5 separate regions of the Homo sapiens genome follow, and all the other regions are linked to region 3. Evidence: chromatin contacts called from ENCODE Hi-C or POLR2A ChIA-PET data. All regions are on one chromosome and are shown on one strand. Each heading gives the region's core, a stretch centred on a gene start or an enhancer-like site at or near the end of the contact. The rest is flanking DNA. Distances are from core to core; before and after follow the strand shown.

Region 1 (3,706 bases), core at 888-3,387, 1.4 Mb before region 3:
GTATGTTGTAGAATGACTGGATCAAGCCAATTAACTTACGTATCACCTCGCTTCCTAAGCATTTTTTGTGTGTAGTGAGAACGCTTAAAATCTACTCTCAACAGTTTTCAAGTATACAATATGTTATTAATTTTAATCAGCATGACACCATGACATACATAATAGATCTATCAAACTTACTCCTCGTACATAACTGAAATTTTGTGGTTTTTGACCAGCAATTCCCCAATACCTCTAACCATCCACTTTTTCTTATTTATTTATTTATTTATTATTTTATTTTATTTTATTTATTTTATTTTTTTGAGATGGAGTCTTGCTCTGTCGCCCAGGCTAGACTGCAGTGGTGCGATCTTGGCTCACTGCAGTGTCCGCCTCCCGGATTCCAGCGATTCTTCTGCCGTAGCTTCTTGAGTAGCTGGGATTACAGGAGTGCATCACATCATCTGGCTAATTTTTTTTTTTTTTTTTTTTTTGTATTTTTAGTAGAGATGGGGTTTTACCATGTTGGCCAGGCTGGTCTTGAACTCCTGACCTCAAGTGATCTGCCCACCTCGGCCTCCCAAAGTGCTGGAATTACAGGCGTGAGCCACCACGCCTGGCCCACTTTTTCTTTTTTTAAAACAAACACAGGGTAGAATGGTTGCCACAAAGTATAATAGAATTGCAATGTGGCTGTTTTTTTTTTTTAAAGCTACTATTTATTGATCAATTGGTATGTGCTGGGCTGTGTGCTGAATAACATTAGGCAGCATCCTGCTTAGTCCCTGGTCTTGTTTTTACCCTCATTTTTTACCAGTGAGGAAGCGGAGGCACAGAGAGGTTGTTACTTGCTCTGGGTCACACAGCTTAGTCATGGCCTCAGCCCAGAATCTGGCTCTGGAATGGGCAGAAAAGTGAGGAAAGGAGAGAGATGCCTGCTGTGGAAAGGGCGGGGCAAGGGGTCCAGCCAGGCACTTGATTCCACAGCAAGCCTAGTGGGCAGGGAGTTGTTTAGGCCTCAGTTTTCCCCACCTGTAGAATGGATGTCATCCAGGTCTCTTCTTGCCCCTGTTCTGGGACTCTAGGAGCTGCTTGCCCAACCCGCTGATCAGTTTGCTTAACCAAGAGGTTTGCTGAGAAACCTGGCCCAGAGATCCTTCTTAAAGGCCAGGTATGTGCTAGGCAGTTTGGGATGGGAGAAGCAGGCAAAATAGGAAACAGACAAGGACCTGGCCTCTTCCTAAAAGCATGGCAGAAGCTCCTGAGTGGTTATGCCATTGACAATATGAGATTTAAATCATTGTTCTCCACCAGAAAGAGACATGTAGGACACTGGTTGTTAAATTGAGAAGTGCAGGGTCTGCAGGACGGCAGGGCAGGTGCAGAGAACTCTCGAGCCTCTGGGAAGGTTGCCCAGGAAAAATAGAGGCAAGGGCTTGACTTTCCCCAGAGCCTTGGACTGAGGTGGTAGATGCTGGGGGAGGCAGCATCTGCAACTCAACTCAAAGCCCAGCTGGCTGGTGCTCAGGGCACCGGGAGGGATGCAGAGCAAGATATAGGGGTCCCCATTTGCAAGCAGTGCAGAGACCTCTTTCTAAGCTTTGCTCGGTGCCGGAGGCCCAGGTGGCCAGGTGGGAACTCTGGCCTTGAGCCTCTCTCTCCTTTCCACCCGTGTGTGTAGCCTCAGCCAGGCTGCTCGCTTCCCTGCGTGAGCCTCAGCTTCCTTTATCTATAAACTACCAAAGTCTCTTCCACAATAGGAGTGTTGGAGAATAGGAAACTGTGTTCATAAACAGCTCAGCCCCCAGAATAAGTCCTCACAAATCTTAATATTAAACAGGGAGACAGCAAAGGGATATTGTGGCAAGCCATGGCATCGCTGGCACGGGGCTGCACCTGCCTGCGTGTGTGTCAAATCTGACCAGGTGATCTGCAGTTGGTTTCAGGCACAGCTGGCTCTGGCTGTCACCTCTGGAACACAGAGACAAGGAGAATGTTTAGCTGGGCACAGGGAGAGGCTTCATCCCATAGCCTCTGTATCAGTCAATTCTAATCACTTGTAGCTGTAATAACCAAAGAGGAAGCTCTTAAAATGGGGAATTATGTATCTCGGCTGCTGCAAAATAACCCTGGGCCCAGTGCCAAGGAAAACAGCCCTTGTCGGCGGGTGCAGGGACGCCTGTGGAGGAGGACTCGCTCCTGAGTACTCACTGCGCAGCGGGGTGACCACTTGTGTGTGTGTGAGGAAGCTGGGGTGACTGGCCTAATTGCAAGTTTGCAGAGGTGCACAGAGATACTCCGGGGACTCCCTGGAGGGTGTCCTCTGAGGTCAGACTGAGCCGCAGAGGGACAGTGGAGGCTAAGCTCCTAAGGGTTTGGATACATCACGGTCACTGTTACTCCCAGCGGAGTGACCTCAGGGCGTCTCTTGTCATCTCTGGGCCTTATTGATCTCACCCTGGGGAGGATGAAGGCTTTATATACCCCAAGGCCAGGGGTGGACTGGATAGTAGTGATAGCGGTAGTAAGAGGAGATAGTCTCAAGTCATAATGTAGTTGCTGTGCATGGAGTGTGTGCCACATCTTGTTCTAAGCACCTCCTGTGCACCCCCCCTCATTTAACCCTCACAACACTCCCACAGGGAAGGTACAGTTACCCCATTTTACAGATGAGGACACTGAAGACTAGTGGGGTTGAGTGACTTGCCTTAGGTCACCTGTTTGGGGAAGTGACTTTCAGCTTCTGGGTTGAGGCTTATATTCTGGTCCCTGTAGGGGCCAGGGTGCCTGGGGCAGCTGGCAGGGAGCCAGGGGGCTTTTTATACTGCGGCTCCAACAGCCAGTGGGGAAGGTTCAGAGGGGACTGAGCCTGAGCAGTAGGAGGGACTAAAGCAGTTCTGTGTGGCCCGTGTCCCAAGGAGAAGGGGAGAGGGAAGATGGGGCCAGAGGGTCGGCAGGGGCATGTGCTGGGACCTGGTGGGCAATGGTGAGGAGCCTGTGTTTTCTTCTAGGGGTGAGCAAAGGGTTGGGCGGGGGCATGAGGACCTGATTCTGCTTTTTAATCTGCCTTCAGCTGCTGCATTGAGAATAGATCAGGGGCGGGCAGAGTAGCAGCAGGGAGACCTGTGAGGAGGCTGCCACAGATGCCAGTGCAAGGGCTGAGGGGCCTGTAGCTCGTGGTTGCCATGGCGATAGAGAGCTGTGGGTGGATGCCAGGAATGTACAGGCGGGTCTTGCTGGAATGGGCTTCTTCAGGGGCAGGGCTGCTGGCTGTGTGTTCTTCAAGGCAGGTGGACCTGTGACTGCAGCCCCCACAGGTGGAGAGGTGGGTGCACCTTAGAAATGAGGAGTTGGGAGACCCCCACCATGCCAGGCACGTGACAGGTCCCCACTCTGCCCTGTTGAAAACCCCCACCCCCATCCTGGCTCAGCCCCAGGTGGTGGGACGATGGGGTCCTGAGTGTGGAAGGGGGTGGAGGCTTCATTTTGTAGGAAATCAGAGCCTAGAGCAAAGGGACTTGGGGAACCCCAGTTGCTCCTCCTCCATGTTTCTAGAGGGTTCTCGAATATTAGTGTGGCAAGTGGGTCTGTGTGCCCAGAGGGCAGAGCCGGGACTCTCAGGGTAGCCGCAGTGAAGCAGACCCCAGCTCCTAGCGGGGATGGACTTGGCCCATCCCAGCTGCCAATGAGGTCATGAGCTTCTGGGTGAGGAGGCTCCAGGGTC
Region 2 (4,001 bases), core at 476-2,975, 1.1 Mb after region 3:
TAGTTTCTCCTTTGCGCCCTGCGGGGACTGCATTCCTGGAAATGAAAGCACACGAGTTGGGGAAGGGCTGGGGTGCCAGAGAGGGTAGGAAGCTGGAGCCCACGGAGCCTGGGATGGAGAGGTGGGTGGGCCCAGGCCTGGGGCGTGGGGTGGCGGTGGAAGGTCTGGGGTCTCACCCTTCGGAGTTTTGAGTCTTGTCTGGCTCCAGGGAGGGAGATCCAGGGGAGATATTTACGAACGGAAGCCACACGATCAGCTTGGACTTTTAGGCCAGTCACTCCGCCTTAAGTGGGTGCGTGAGAACCAGAAGAGGGACTGGCTGTAGCGCTGCAAGTGAGATCCTGTCCCAAAAGATGAGCCTGACTTAGGCTGGGCCCCGCAGGCCGGCAGGGCCAGCCGGCATCCCTGGTAGGGGAATCGGGAAGGTCTCAATGATAAATCTGTGTGTGGAGACTCAGAGGGCACGAAATAGGCTCTGCTGATGTCCTCTGCCCCTCATAGCCTGCCAGCCACCCCAGCCTTCACCCCTGCCTCAGCATCCTTCCAACTAGTTGAATCAATCAGGAGCCCAAGGGAAAGGAATTGGTCCCAGTGTATGAAATGAGTCTGACCTACTGGGGAAGTCAGAGAGGAGTGTCCCGAACTGGGTGGGAAGGAAACGAGTTCCGTGCGCGGGGCTGGGGCAGGAGTGAGGCGCAGCGGCCGAGATCCTGAGCCCCGGGACCCTTGTTCCGGGCCCCGAGGCCTACTTGGTAGTTGCCCCTCGGGGTTCCGGGTGGGTGACTGACAGTTGCAGCAGCTCTGGGGAGGCGAAGGATAGGCAATGACTTGGGGCTCCCGTCCACTCGGCTTTGAGGTCCCCGCGGCCCGATGACCCGGCCTCGGTGACAGCAGCCGCGACGGCGGCAATCTCGACAGGGAGCTAGGCGGCTCATGGTGGGTCAGGGGGCGACCGAGGAGGGACCACGCGGCCTGTAGGGGGCAGCGCCGAGCTCGGGAGGAGACAGCAGCCGGCGGGTGGGGTGGGTCTGGGCTGCCCCCTCCGGGAGCTGCCCCGGGGCCGCACGGCGATTGTCATACCCGGCCGCCCCTGCCCGCCGTGGGCTTCCTCTCGGCGCCGCGGGCCTTAACGGGGCTCTGAGGGGACGTGACAGAGCTCGGCACGCGGCAGCCTCTGGGGAGTTAGGGTCCGGAGAGACCCACGCGTCGCCCCCCGCCCGCCCGGGGCCGGGAGATCCTCGGGAGCCGCCTCCGCGTGTCCAGAGAGTGTCGGGGCGGCCGCCACTTCCCCTCGCCCTTCGCCGGAGGTGGGCGCCTTTTCCTGCGTGGCGGGTGCTCCGACCCCAGTTGCTCTGAGCCCCGGGGAAGCGCGCCCCGAGCCCCTGACGTGGGCGCCCCGTTACCTCGGGGTGGGTGCCTGGGGCCCCTGAGGTGGGCGCGGGTTGCCCCGGGGTGGGCGCCCGGCCCGCGCGGGTTATTTTTGGCGCCCGCAGAGGCGCGTGTGTTGGGGCGTGTTTTCCTTCCCCAGGTGCCGAGAGCCGGGGCTCCGCCGGCGCCGGAGCTGACTCGTCTCTCTCTTCTTTCCCCTGCAGGAATCTTCCGATAATTCTGCCGCCGCGACTTTAACCGTGCGCAAGGCGAGAGCTCGAAACAAACATCACATCTAAATTAAAAAAAAAAAAAAGCGGAAGAAGCGGCCGAGGCGGCGGCGGGAGGAGAGGAGGAGGGGCCGCGCGCGGCGGCCCGAGGCGGCGGCGGGGACGCGGGGACGCGAGGACGCGGCTTTGTGCAGGCGGGTCGCGGGGCGCCCATGGCGGAGTGCGGCCGGGGGGGCGCCGCCGGCGGGGCCCTGCCCACCTCCCCGGGCCCGGCCCTCGGCGCCAAGGGCGCCCTGAAAGCCGGAGTGGGGGAAGGCGGTGGCGGGGGAGGTCGCCTCGGCCACGGGCGGGCGCGCTATGACAGCGGCGGGGTTTCCAACGGAGACTGCAGCCTCGGCGTGTCCGGGGACGAAGCCCGGGCTAGCCCTACCAGGGGACCCCGCGGCGTTGCGCTCGCCCCGACCCCCAGCGCGGTCGTCTGTACCCTCCCCCGGGAGAGCAAGCCGGGCGGCCTGCCCCGCCGGAGCAGCATCATCAAGGTAGGTGGGAGAAGGGCGCTCATCGCCCACCCTCAGCCGTCCTTGGATTCTATTTTCTCCCTGGGGGAGTGGTGGTGGAAGGAGGAAGCCCACTGCTAACAGGAACCACTGGAGCATGGGTGCTTGGGGTGGTTGAGCGGGGATTGGATGCAAATGGCATGTGGAAAGAATGGAGAGGTGATCCCTAATGTGCAGGGGGAGCTGTGCTCAGACATCCTCAGTTGAACTTGGGGCTGTCACCTCTTCCAGGATTGGTCTGGCATTAGGGCCTTGTACCTGCCGGGGTAGGGCATACTCTTATGTGTAGCCTAGTCTGGTTAACAGACTCCCTGTAAGATTTCTATTGTATCTTAAACACAGATAGGGATTATGTGAAATGTGAGAACATTTTCTTAAAAATCCCAGGCGGCGAACAGAGGGTGAACAGAGATTATTTAATAGGGTTCTTCTGATCCGTATACAGTTAGTTGGCTCTTACAAATGTTTACACTTCGAGGGTGCAAAATCTCCTAATATCCGGTCACTCAGTCACAAAGAAAAATAGAGTAGATTTCTGAACATAAATGCAGATTTCCGCTTTCTTAGGCTCAAAAGCTCAGAGATTACAGTTCCACACGATTTAATCTTTTTCCTTGCTGCAGTAGGCAGGCCTCGAGTACTGTGGAAGTTCTTTTGGGCAGTTTGCTTGGTTTTGCTTGCACAGTGTTAGCGGAAGAAAGCCAGCGATTGTTTTGAGCATTTTAAACTCAAGAAGTAATATTAGGAACTCCCGAGTTTGTGTTAGTTTCATTCTAATGTTACATTTTGGTTCGCAATGTAAAAATATTTTTCATGACATGAAGTGCAAAAAAAAATAGTTGATGAGCTAAGAAGAGCAGAGCCTTAGGCAAGACCAGCTCATTCGGCTCGCTCAAGTTTGGAGCAAATGAAAACATTGCTTTCTGAAAATCAAGGAGTTATCAGGACAGGGAGCAGCAAAGCAAATTGACAGGCTGCACCCACCCTTCCTGTGGCTGATAACTGGTGGGAGGGCAGAACGTGCCACAGTAAAGAGAGTTGGCAGTGGTGGTATCTGAAATTTTATTGGACCTACAGAAATCTTCCAAGTACTGTGAAAATGTCTGATGGTGTTATCAACTTATGCAGTAATCTAGTGAAATATACCATCTTGCTACTCTATGTAAGAGGCAATTGTGAAACTGCATTTCCCTTTGTCATCTGTTTGCGCAGTTTATGTCTGGGCAAGGACACAATTTGAAGGGTTTGGAGATGAAGTGTATTAACTACCTGCAGCACACACGTAGAGATAAACTAAGGAAAGTAAAGTGTCTTTTTGCTGCATACATAGCTTTTAGTGACTTACGTTTTCTTTTACTCTGTAGCTTATGTTTCCATGGAAGTTGCTTTCAACTGTGCATGATAATCAATCCTATTGACAGAGTTAGGTGACATTTCTGTTTTTATTTGTCATAAAATATTTGTGGTGATTTTGCATTGTGGTGTTAATAAAATTTGAGGTGAAAATTCCAAAGAAGATACCAGCCTACCTAATTTTAACCCCTTTCTTTTAATTGTTTTGAATACTTGTTTTTGCATTAAAAAATCAAACTTTATTAGTGTCCATAGTGAGATTCATAGTGTAACTTACTGAATTACAAAAACATTTGTTTTAATTTTACATTACTGGGCGATAAGCAAGAAGGATGATTTGTTAGTATTTCTGATATATGGAATTGGGAACTTGTCAATAGATACCATTTCTTAATTGAAGGCTCTAGAAGCACATGGGGGAAATGATTAATGTTCAAAAATCACTGATTTTAGAAATGATATTGATACTTATGTTGAATTCTGAAACTTTTAA
Region 3 (3,828 bases), core at 1,163-3,662:
TAAGTAGAAGCCTTTTGTTTCTGTATATGACAAAAAGAAAGACTCTTCCAAATACAAATGTGTGATCTCAACATCTACTTGTGGGACAGAACTTTTTAAGCAATTTCCAGCCCATGAAGGAAGGCTTTTTTGAAAAGGTCTGTTTGGGGCATCAAATTATCTTACATGGATTAGCATTACATGTATAAAGATACAAATCCCAAGAAAGCAAACCTGGCAGTTGATGAAAATAGCCACTAATCAAAGACCAAAAAATACTGGATACTTAAATAACTTGAAAAGACAAACACATGCATAACTAAATATAATAATTTCTTAATCAACGATACAGCCTCTTGATAAGGTATACTATACTAGTCAAGGAGCCAGCTGACAGTAGCACTAAAACCAAGGTTAAAGATGAAGACTGAATCTCATATAAAGTCTTATATGTAAATACATAAAATTCATTACAGAAAAGGCCATGCCTTAGTGTTGCTGGGGGTAGTCAACCTTTCCTAAAATATGCAGAGTTCCTGATTCTTGTTACATCAGTTTCTGAAACCACAAAATGAAAACAGAAACGTGGTTGCCATAACTACTAATTCTCAAATTATTTTTAAACAGTCTTTTAAAGAGATTAAGACATAGTAAAGACTGAAATGTTATCTCAGCATTCAAAAAAGTAAAAACGAAAAATGTGCATTTTATACAAAAATACTGCATCATATCTACACACGTATTGCTTTAATTTGGGTTTGTAAAGAAACTATTGGAAATTTACATCTATTCTTAAAAAACAAGATTTATACTACTAGTTCAGTAGAATATAGTAAACATATAAACTTACATATCTTACCAATACATTTCCAGAAGGTGGAGAATGTAGGGATTTATTTTCCTGTGGCAATTTAGAAATGAATGCAGGAGATTCATCTTCTACCTCCTCCAAAACAACAATACACACTCGACTCATTCGATCTTTTAAAACACTAAATTCCAAGCTATGTGATAAAAGTCACAGTTGGAAGAGCACAAGTAGTTTTTCCTCCTCTTCTGTACAACACTTACAAACATTCTCTGAACAGCACAGCTGGGTTTTTTTTTTTTTTAAAGTTAATAAGTACTACTGGAAAAACAAGTTTAAAATTATGACTACATAATTTGTAACTTCCTAAATATAACGAAATTCTATTATTTCTGTTGGATTACTGCAATACTTAAGAAGAAATTTCACACCAACATGTCAATAACTAAAACTGAGTCCAAGCTCATTTAAAAATATTTTTCCTCTACCAAAATAGTCTTATTGCTCTATCTCTGAAATTTACTTGCACAAAACAATCATTGTTTTTGGTGACACAACACCACACAATATAGAATGAAATGAGAAACAACTGCTGTGACAGAGATGATCACAGCGATACCCACTCTTGCCTGCAAGGTCATATAGTTACCAGTAGCTGTTTTGCTTATAATTGAAAATAAAAAATAAAATCTCACTATTCTGTTTCCACTTCTAATTTGTCTTCATTTCTTCATCACTGGTTTAATGCAGATACTATTCACAGAAAAAAGATCTAGAGCTCAGCACAAATCCTGAAAATGAAGCTCAGAGGTTAACAATTCTTTCAGTGTTTGGGAAAGGGGCAAAAAACAAAAACAAAAAAAAAAAAACCACTCTGCATTAATAGCAAAGCTGCAGTACGTTTACATGTGATGAGTCAGACCACAAGAGACAATACGACTCTTGGTACTAGAATACAGCTTGATTAATCCAGGTTTCCCATATAATAGAAGAAACACAGTTAGCTTTATTCCCATCGATAGCATAAGCAAGGCAGAGCGTTCATTCTTTCTCCATCAGGCAGTTGTCTGTGGCTGCTCCAGCAAAAGGGCACAGGCACCAGGCAGAAATGGTGTTAGTGGAGAATCCTAGTAGAACAAGCAGGCTGTGAAGGAATTAGAAGGCATTTGAGCTCAAATTACTGCTTCAGGCTTTTTGTTTTCTTTAAAAAAAAAAAGGGGGGGGAAAAACATAGTAGTGTATCATTCCAGTGTTTCCTTTGATCTCCACATGAATACAGCTTCCATTAAACAGTCTTCATTCAGAGAAAAAAATAGCAGACTGTGCATCTTCTTTGAGCCAACTACTTTATTCAGTCATCTGCCTCTTTGCCAATATAGTTTCCTTCCACTGTGAAAACCGCCACAGTTATCCTTTTCAGATTTCAAATGCTTTCCTGTTCCTCAGATGATCTTGCAAAACACCACTGACATCCCCAAATGAGTAGGTCCTTAAAAAATATCTATAGAACCTCAGTATCAGTCCCACAGAAGCATTCCAACGGAGCAACAGTCTGAAGAGCAAAGACTGCAGACCCACAGGATGAAATGCCTAGTAATGCTCACATGTTACACTTACCAGAGATCTGAGCTACTTCTCGGGATGTAACTTCCTCTAGCAGGAGAAAAAAATAGTGCATTTGGACAGCCTTCACAATTAGAAGGTTCATGCCAGTTCTGTGACTAATCCAAATCAAACTAAAAAATTCTATAACTGAAAAATGAGTGCGCTTTTAACATTTTCCACTAAAAGCCACAAGGAAATCTGGTGTACTGCCTCTGCTGACTAACAGTGGTTTTAGCAAGTAAACAATTCCAAACGGCTTAACTGCTTTCGTGTGTTACAATAAAGCAAATGTTTAACCCTATAATGACAGTTGCAGTAAGAATATGCCTGCAATGGACTCATAAAAAAGGTTTAAAGATGGAGAAATATTTTATTAGATTATAAAAACCATGAAATTGTTTTATTCATATTTTTACCAAGATCAGTTTTAATCTGCCAGGTGTATTTTATTTTCTAGAATGCAAAGCTTAAACAAATGAAATTTAAGATTGTCTAACAATTTCTAAATTGGTGAATTTAATCAATCATTGATTCATATTTTAAAGGGAAAAGCAAAAATTTCATAATGTAGAAATCCTAACTCTAAAATTATATAAATCATTTGATTTTTCACTGAAGAAATAAAATAATCCTACCTTCCCATTTGGATAGGGAATAAAGCCTTAAAAATCTGTTAAAGAGGTACATGAAAAAAAAAATGTCCTTCGTCCTGAATTACCTATGTCAAAAGGGCACAGGGTAATACAAATAATCTCCCTCCCTATAAATTTCCCAAAGCCATAAATAAATGTCAAAGCCAATCATTTCATCGTTTTTTTTCTTCTTTCTCTGTTTACCCAACATGGGGGATATTTCTCAAGAGAAAACTTACAAAGAAAATACCATGGTCCCCCTTCAATCTGTGTTCTTCATATTAACTAGCATTTTTATTAATAAACAATAATAAACATAATAGTTACTTTTGAACATCTGTGATATGCTATGTGCTGTACATTCTCATTTAATACAATAACCTTGCTGTATTCCCATTATAGAGGGAAAAACAGACTCAGAAATGATGTATTTTACCCAAAGTTGTATAAATTAATAAAGTTGTGTGTTATTTTAAACACATACTCTTTCTAATCTATTCTGCTATCACTGAGTACACACACATACAGACACACTCTCTTCTCTCCACTCATCTCCAGATCTTTGCAACCTGTAATACTAGCTTATAAAAGTGATCTTAACAAACAGGTAACCTATAAAGGTTGTGAAAAGTTTAGGTAACAAAGGAATATACTATTTATTGCTATATTCTAAAACGAGTTATTTTTAAATGGGTACTTCAAAGCAAGTCTTAAAACCATAAAAAGGAAAAAAAAAACAAAAAATCCCAGCATGATACAAATATAAGAATGTCAGAATTTAAAACAAGAACCATTGAAAGCTAT
Region 4 (3,986 bases), core at 54-2,553, 1.6 Mb before region 3:
TCACTAACCAGGCAGCTGCCGGGGAAAGATGCTGACTGTTTTTTGCTCACTAGCCTGTGAGTCCCTAAACCTGGGAAGAACGTTTTAATCCAGCATTACGATGCCAGTTTCATTGGCTCCGTTCCCTCTGGAGGGAAGCCAGAATTGGTAAAGCACTGACTTTGCAAATCCAGTGTAACATCCTGAAAATTGGAGCCACCAGGCCTCAACTCCCAGCAGCCCCATGCCAGCTTTCCATCCCCATCTCTGGAGCCACCCCTCCCCATCCCTGTGTTTAGCCTCCATCGAAGGCCCCTCACGCACACGGGATGGGAGTAGCCGCCATGGAAATCAAAGCCAGTGATGGCCTGGACACAGTCGATGTCCAGCTTGCGGGCCACGCGGTGTAGATTGGGCAGGTTCAGCTGGACACAGCCAATAGGCATCATGCTGGGCAGGAAGAGGTACACATTCCCAAACTCGTTCCGGGGCACCTGTGTCGGGTGAGCAAGTCAGCATTTGGCCAGCAGGGGAACAAGGCGGCCTGGTCCTGAGCCCTTCTGATGCTGCCCTTACCTTCCCGTCCACGGCCACTGGGGGCTGATACTCCTCTGTCTGCCAGTAGCCAAACAGGCCCAGGTCATTTTCTTCCCGCAGCTGGGGCTCAGCAAGTCGGGCTTTCCGAGCACGGTTAGAAAAGCCTTTCACCATCTGCACCAGAGGACACGGCCACCGTTTACAACAAAGGCATCCAGTTCCTCAGCACCGGGCCAGGCACCATGCTCAGTGCCGCATGCCTGGTACCTGGTGAACCCTCAGAACACACCTACCAGCTGGGGTGCTTTTTCTCCCTTTTTTTTTTTTGAGACAGAGTCTCGCTCTGTCGCCCAGGCTGGAGTACAGTGGTGCAATCTTGGCTCGCTGCAACCTCTGCCTCCTGGGTTTAAGCAATTCTCCTGCCTCAGCCTCCTGAGTAGCTGGGATTACAGGTGCCTGCCACCACGCCCGGCTAATTTTTGTATTTTTAGTAGAGACGGGGGTTTCACCATGTTGGCCAGGCTGGTCTCGAACTCCTGACCTCAGGTGATGCACTCGCCTCAACCTCCCAAAGGGCTGGGATTACAGGCGTGAGCCACCGTGCCCGGCTGCTCCCCTTTTCTTACTACAAGCACTAGCTAACATTTATGGAACATTCTCTGTCCCAGACACTATTCTCGGTGTTTTTTGTTTTTTTATCCCCCTGAGACGGAGTCTCACTCTGTTGCCCAGGCTGGAGTGCCCTGGTGTGATCTCAGCTCACTACAACCTCCACCTCCCGGATTCAAGTGATTCTCGTGCCTGTCTCCTGAGTAGCTGGGACTACAGGTACCCGCCACCATGCCCAGCTAATTTTTATATTTTTGGTAGAGATGGGGTGTCACCATATTGGCCTGGCTGGTCTCAAACTTCTGACCTCAAATGATCCACCTGCCTTGGCCTCCGAAAGTGCTGGAATTACAGGCATGAGCCACTGCGCCCAGCCTATCTTCAGTGCTTTATATGTTATTATTTAATTTTTTCAACAAACCCACAAGGTAGGTCTTATTATTGTTTCCATTTTACAGATGAACACCACAGACGGGGTAAATGATTTGCCTAAAGTCACACAGCTCGTAAGGGCCAGAGCCCACACTTTCATCCACTAGCCTATATTCTGTGCTGTCATCACTGATAGCAGTGACTGAGACTGAGAGACAAAGTCACTTAAGAGCTGATGGCTGGTAAGTGACAAGAACCAGGATTTACAATTCAGGTAACTGTCCATCAGTAGAGCCTGTGTCTCAACATATAACCTATGTCTGCTCACACGCCCTAGAAAGCACTGACAGTTCAGGACTCCCAGTGTGCTCCCCAACAGCGTGCAGTGGCCAAGGCCAAGATCTTCCCTGGGGAGTGAAGTGGTGAGAGGGGCGCAGGACAGGCAAGGACAGAGTCACGTAACTCTTAGAGGAGTCAGGCATGGGCGTGCGGCTGAGGGCTGGCCCCTGGGCCTCAGCATACAGACTTCCTCTAGTGCAGGGGCCCACAAGCTTGTTCTGTAAAGGGTCATGCGTGGCCTCCATCACATATTCTTTATTCTTCTCATTCTTATAACCCTTTAAAAATGTGAAAAGCCATTCCCCAGGTTGGGGGTGGCCTGCGAGCTCTCATGTCCATTCCTGCCATGATCTCTGGGCGCACCCTCTCTGTCACCACTTCAGGGACAGAGGGACTCTGAGTTCTGACAACCGTCCCTTTCTGAGAAGCCATTCACCCAGCACACTGTTCAGTAAACTTCCACTGGGATCTCCTGGAGACCAGGCCATGACCCAGTCATGAAGGAGGGATGGAGCGAGGACAGTCTTTGCTCTTAGGAGCTCAGGCTCCTGCAGGGGAAGAGACAGAGCTACGACTCAGCGTGATGAGTACAGGGTGGAACAGGAGCTCAGAGGCAAGCCATTGCCCAGCCCTGAGGACAGTGGAGGCAAGAAAGGCTGCTCAAAACAGGTCCCGCCTGAGCAGAGGCTTAAAGGGGCAAGGGGTTGCCCAAGAGAACAGGGCTGGACCCCACAGGGCACAGAGGTGGGAGAACACTGGGACCTGGGGCCTAAGTCCTCTGGAATGCAGAGGCAGTGAGCACCAGAACATCACTGTGCACCATGGGGAGGGTGCGGGACTCAGACTAAAGGCGCTGGCCAAGGTGGGACAAGGATGGCCAAGATGCACAGAAAGAGCCTAGTGACTGACAGGGGAATGGATTCAGGCTGGGAAGGAGGCTGTGGCTGTTGCCCAAGCAAAAGATACTGAGGCAGGAGCTGGGGTGGTGGGGATCAGAACAAGGGGTGAATTTGAGAGATTTGGGATTCCAGAACTGTGCTACCATGACAGCCACCAGTCACGTGTGGCCACTGCACACCTGAAACGTGGCTGGTCTGAACTAAGGTACAGAAAGTCAAATACACAGAAGATTAGAGAGACTTAGGAACAAAATGGATTTAAATATCTCATCAACACTTTAAAATATTTCTTACTGCTGAAATAGTATTTTAGATATATCTGGATATATTTTAATGTTAAAATTCCACCTGTTTTTGGTTTTTAATGTAGCTACTAAAAAATTTAAATGTGTGGCTCACGTTACATTTCAACTGAACACTGCTATGCTGGTTCCAGCACAAAAGACAGGTGAGATGGTGCAGAGAAAATCCTCAGCAACCCTGCAGGCCCAGGCAGGGGGCATCGCCCACTCCAGCCTGCTGCTGGCAGTGACTGTGACCAGCGCCTGCAGCCTTTCCCACTAAGCGGAGGCCCCTCCACTCCCCACTCAGCTTCCCGGAGTCTTGCAACCCCCAAGGACTCCTGGGGTCTGATGAGAAGTAAATGGTCTCTGTGATCAGCCACTGTACACTTCCGGTCGTACGGAGCTGTGTGTCCTGTGAATAGTCTCTGTGGGACCTCGCTCGGTTCGTGTTCCTCAAGAGCAACCAGCCTAACAGTGCCGCAGCACAGTGTGAAAGGAGCACTGGCTTTAAGGCAGAGCCTGGGATTCTCACCTGGGCTCTGCTCTGCCATTTTACTAACTGTGGGGACTTGGACAAGTCACTTGCCCTGAGCTTCAGTTTTCTCATCTGTAAAATGGGCATCATAATGCCAATTCCTATGGCTTTTGAGGCAACAGAGATCACATACATGCAAAATGCTCAGTGAACTGCCAAACAGAAGGGCAATCTGACTGGAGAACGTGCTGCTATAAAGCAGGGCTCTGACCTCCCAGGACCCAGTAACTCAATTCCAACCTGTAGAACCTTTGAATTCACAACAGGAGTCTGAGGCCTACTTTTTGGCCTAGATTTCTTTTGTGTTTTGGAAGATCCATTTCTTACAAATGTCTTATTAATAAGACAATTTAAATGTTTCTCTCCTCCTTGAATCCTGCTCAAGCCGGGAAAGTGAGACATTTCTGATCAGGATCCTGGGCAGGACTGGGA
Region 5 (3,954 bases), core at 1,021-3,520, 1.1 Mb after region 3:
AGGTCCTCACTGTCACTTTTCTCCAAAGCCACTCTTGTCAAGGTCACCAATACCCTCCAAGTTCCTAAATCCCTCAAGTCAGTTTGCAGTCCTCCCCTTACTTCACCCGTCAGTAGTGTTTGGCATGGCTGATCATTCCCCTTCTTGGCACACTTACTTCGCTTGGCTTCCAGGGCTCCCTACTCTCCCAGTTCTCCTCCTGTCTCACGCATCAGTCTTTTCAGTCCCCTTTTCTGTTTGCTTCTCTTCTGTTTGCTTGCAGCATTGGAGTGATCCCAGCCTTCTTTCTATCTGTTCACACTATCCTGATATTCTCATCCCGTCTTGTGGCTTTAAGTGTCATTTATATGCCAACCACTCCCAAATATACATCTCTACCCCGACTCTCTTCTATGATCCAAGCATATATGTCCTACTAGATTTTTCCACTATATCCTACTAGATCTTTCACTTTTCATATCTGAAACACAACCCCCCCTTTTCCCCACCCAGCCTGCTCCATCTGTAGCCTTCTTTCTTAGTTTGATAATATCCTTTCAGTTGCTCAGGCCTTGGAGTCATCCTTGACTCCTTTCTTATCTCATGTACTACATCAAGTCTATCAACAAACACTTTGGTTTTATCTTCGAGATATAACTAGTGATAGTGTGCTGTAAGTATTATTCCCAATGTAGAATTTGTAATGGGGCCAGGCACGGTGGCTCACCCTGTAATCCCAGCACTTTGGGAGGCGAAGGTGGGTGGATCACTTGAGGCCAGGAGTTCGAGACCAACCTGGCCAACATGGTGAAACCCCATCTCAACCCAAAATACAAAAATTAGCTGGGCGTGGTGGCATGTGCCTATAATCCCAGCTACTCCGGAGGCTGAGGCAGGAGAATCACTTGAACCCGGGGGGCGGAGGTTGTAGTGAGCCGAGATAGCGCCACTGTATTCCAGCCTGGGCCACAGAGCAAGACTCTGTCTCAAAAAAAAAAAAAAAAAAAAAGTAATGAGCACAGCTCTGATTTGAATACAGGTCTGTCAGGCTCCAAAGTTTTCTCCATAGTTTTGCATTAATATATTCTTAATTTTATATTTGCAAAGTTATTTTTATTTTAATATCATAGCTTAGTGGGAGAGTAGGGACACTATTTAAAACTAAGGAGCAGACAAAGAATACTCCAGAGTATCTTTAGAATTTACTTAGTTTGTCTCCCTAGTTCTAGGAAATCTGAATCTAACTCATATATTAGATTATATTTTCTTTGGAACAAACCCAGATCTTTAAGAAAGAGGAGTTCAGTGCCTCCTTTCCCAATTAGCTAATCATCTATAAGCTTCACTTTTGTCATACAAAGGTGCTGGACTCCCAGAGTTCATGCAGTCACAACTCAAATGGTGAAGAGGAAACCTGAACTGTCTCTAGTTATTTTTAGGTGTTCCTGATAATCAATTTTCATGCAAAATACAAATGATCATTTATTTGTCCCTTTGTTTTCATGAATACAGGCTGAGCATCTGTAATTCAAATATCCAAAATGTTCCAAAATCTGAAACTTTTTGGGTACCAACATGATACCACAAGTGGAAAATTCCATACCCTAACAGCACCTTTGCTTTCAGTGTACATAAACTTTGTTTCGTACACAAAATTATTAACAATATTGTATAAAATTACCTTCAGGCTATATGTATAAGATGTATATGAAACATAAATGAATTTCTTGTATAGACTTGGATTCTATCCCTAAGATGTCTCATTAGGTATATGCAAATATTCCAAAATCCCAAAAAAATCTGAAACGCTTCTGGTTCCAAGCATTCCAGAGAAGGGATACTTAATATGTAGTAGTATATGGATGCCTTGCCTCATAGTCACCCTCCCCAGTGGTTTAATGCAACCATTAAATTATTTTTGTTTTAAAATATTTGATCTGGGTTTGAATTTATGGAAATACTTCACGTCAGTTTTTTTTTTTAAATAGCCAAATAGTGTTTCAAAATTTTATCAAGATTGTGATTGGTCTTTAACCTTAGAAGCAAAACTGACATGGAAGGATGAAACAAGTAGGTAGAATGGTGAATTTTGGTATTCATGTGTTTGGACATCTGTGTCCTTATCAAAAGAAAGAATGTATATAGTTGGACAAAATTGAAGGTCCATGTGGTATATTTAGAAAATATTACTTGTTAGTGGTTTAACATGTGTATAGTGGTTTTACTTCAAGCACTTTCAAAGATTTGAGTTTGTTTCTGCCCTTGTAACACTTCAACAGTCATATTAGTTTGCTTTACCATTTTTCTTTGAAGGGAACTGAGACTGATTCAGTTGTGCAAGGTGATGAGCAACATTGCTCAAAAAGCCAGAAATAGATTTGTGGGCTTCTGACTGTGAGACCAGGTGCTCTCTCCACTGAATTATTCTGCTTTCTTTGACTGTTTTCTTTGCTTTAAAAAATATTAATGCACAATTCTGAATTGCTGTTGACTGTGAGATAAATTCATGTTAGATCTATAAATAATGCACTTTCCAACCAAACCAGCCAATGGAACAAAACGCTTTTTGAGACATTGGTGTTGGAAGATGGCCTCCTCCCACCAGCTGACTGTATTCTCATCATCCCCCACATCTGTCCCATTGTTTCTGATGCTGGTACCAGGCTCCTGTCTCCAACACATGCTTAGATAATTACAAGAATTAACCTCCCTTCCTTCTGTTCTTCTCCCTTTCCCCCAAATCCTTTTTCACAGTTTCCAGATTAGTTCTCCTACAGCACTACTTTGTGAAATTCTCTCAACATGTTCTATGATACCCTTTGCTCTGAGGCTGAAGCCCTAACCTTCCTCTTGGTTTCCAGGACCTCCCATGTATCATCAGTACTACTCTAGCATCTTCTTCTGCTTCTCACCAACCTCCGTCTTGGCCAGACTGGGCCTCGCAAACTGACATTACTTCACCTCTCTTGTAGTCTTGTAATCTGTACCCTATTCCAGAATTACTCTCCCTCTCCTTTTGGTTAGCAAGCCCAGCTTTCCTCTAGGGACTTTTCTTACCCATTCGCTGGAAATTTGGTTGTAGGTGTGCCCTGTATCTTTTATCTAGTAAGACTCTTCTGTGGGTTTACTAATTTTCATTTAGAAAGAGGATCACTACCTAATGATGTAAGGTGTGGTGTAAAATTTTTCTCAATTATATTTTCAGATTATTGCTGGGATTCTGTTATGATTAGTAAGCAAACGAATTAATATTTTAATGGTTGACTGCCTTCTGATATGTTTACCTCAAATTATATCATTTTAAATTATAGATTTAAATTTTAAGAAAAACAAATATTTACATTTAGTCAAAGATTTTGTGAAATGACCTTGTTTTGAGAAAGAGAAATGAAGTCCAATTACTGAATAGAATATGAATATATAAATATATTTATGTATGTGTATATATGTAAAAAATAGCTGTCATGTAGTCATTATTTTTGTGACAGTGTATTGCTAAAAAGATCTTCATAATAATTTTGAATAGAACACTGGGGGTGCTAGATTTAGAAATTAATGATTTTATGGAAGAAAGATCTGCCTGTAAATTTTGCTCCTATTATGAATAAAAGGGAGACCCTTATTTCAGATTATCGAAATACAGGGACTGTAGCATTAATGTAACACCCACTATAATGTGTTTCTTTTAAAAATGTTTTCTTCAACACCCTGTGATATATGACTTGCCAGATTCTCTGATCCTGGGGCCCTTTAGCAGCCATGCTATGTGTTGTCATAATGTTTTAAATTTGTGGCTCTAAAATGCAATTCAGTTGTGTTTAGCCAGTGTTGATCTTTTTCTTTCTTCTTAATTTGGGACTTTCAGTGTATGCCATTACTTATGAGAAGTGCTTTAGTTATGAGTTGTGGAGAGAGAAAGTAGTTGGAGAGAAAATTAAGGTAACTCTAACATAGATCTTAATATAGTCTATAAAG

The links. A loop is a pair of places that touch in the nucleus more often than their neighbours do. ChIA-PET counts read pairs that join two places held with the same protein, here RNA polymerase II (POLR2A). Pooled maps may share reads with other maps.
Region 1: a loop to region 3 is called in a map with no recorded cell type, with 6 times the contacts of the local background. The contact joins the enhancer-like site here to the promoter of ANKRD28 in region 3. A Hi-C loop is called at or near these places in 1 of 37 single-sample maps with no recorded cell type and 4 of 50 pooled maps. POLR2A ChIA-PET finds 5 or more read pairs at or near these places in 1 of 52 experiments (GM12878).
Region 2: a loop to region 3 is called in a pooled map, with 4 times the contacts of the local background. The contact joins the promoter of PLCL2 here to the promoter of ANKRD28 in region 3. A Hi-C loop is called at or near these places in 1 of 37 single-sample maps with no recorded cell type and 5 of 50 pooled maps. POLR2A ChIA-PET finds 5 or more read pairs at or near these places in 1 of 52 experiments (CD8-positive, alpha-beta memory T cell).
Region 4: a map of natural killer cell shows a loop between it and region 3 (12-fold over the local background). The contact joins the promoter of XPC-AS1 here to the promoter of ANKRD28 in region 3. A Hi-C loop is called at or near these places in 1 of 168 maps with a recorded cell type or tissue (natural killer cell) and 3 of 50 pooled maps. POLR2A ChIA-PET finds 5 or more read pairs at or near these places in 1 of 52 experiments (PC-9).
Region 5: a loop to region 3 is called in a pooled map, with 4 times the contacts of the local background. The contact joins the enhancer-like site here to the promoter of ANKRD28 in region 3. A Hi-C loop is called at or near these places in 2 of 37 single-sample maps with no recorded cell type and 3 of 50 pooled maps.

What each region holds. Positions count from the first base shown.
Region 1 is chr3:14,437,541-14,441,246 of GRCh38, forward strand. All of the region lies in intron 2 of SLC6A6 (solute carrier family 6 member 6), which reads left to right. Among named protein-coding and RNA genes, the nearest start is that of SLC6A6, 37 kb to the left of the region's middle. RefSeq lists an enhancer at 1,857-2,357. Within about 2 kb of position 2,138, at least 16 of the 41 ENCODE cell types and tissues checked have a DNase peak (open chromatin) inside an H3K27ac peak, as active enhancers do.
Region 2 is chr3:16,883,230-16,887,230 of GRCh38, forward strand. PLCL2 (phospholipase C like 2) reads left to right here and starts at 1,726. Exons shown (of 6, transcript NM_001144382.2): 1 at 1,726-2,137. The coding sequence starts at 1,811. LOC105376972 (a long non-coding RNA gene) reads right to left here and starts at 1,113. Exons shown (of 3, transcript XR_002959616.2): 1 at 616-1,113; 2 at 177-341; 3 at 1-35. RefSeq lists enhancers at 1-578, 1,581-2,076, 2,077-2,576 and silencers at 879-1,548, 1,759-2,088.
Region 3 is chr3:15,795,567-15,799,394 of GRCh38, forward strand. ANKRD28 (ankyrin repeat domain 28) reads right to left here and starts at 2,413. Exons shown (of 28, transcript NM_001349278.2): 1 at 839-2,413. The coding sequence starts at 955.
Region 4 is chr3:14,148,259-14,152,244 of GRCh38, forward strand. XPC-AS1 (XPC antisense RNA 1) reads left to right here and starts at 1,304. Exons shown (of 2, transcript XR_001740603.2): 1 at 1,304-1,344; 2 at 1,584-3,986. XPC (XPC complex subunit, DNA damage recognition and repair factor) reads right to left here. Exons shown (of 16, transcript NM_004628.5): 12 at 556-690; 13 at 304-473. RefSeq lists enhancers at 295-979, 2,597-3,097.
Region 5 is chr3:16,910,286-16,914,239 of GRCh38, forward strand. All of the region lies in intron 1 of PLCL2 (phospholipase C like 2), which reads left to right. Among named protein-coding and RNA genes, the nearest start is that of MIR3714, 21 kb to the right of the region's middle. RefSeq lists an enhancer at 2,339-2,568. Within about 2 kb of position 2,271, at least 4 of the 41 ENCODE cell types and tissues checked have a DNase peak (open chromatin) inside an H3K27ac peak, as active enhancers do.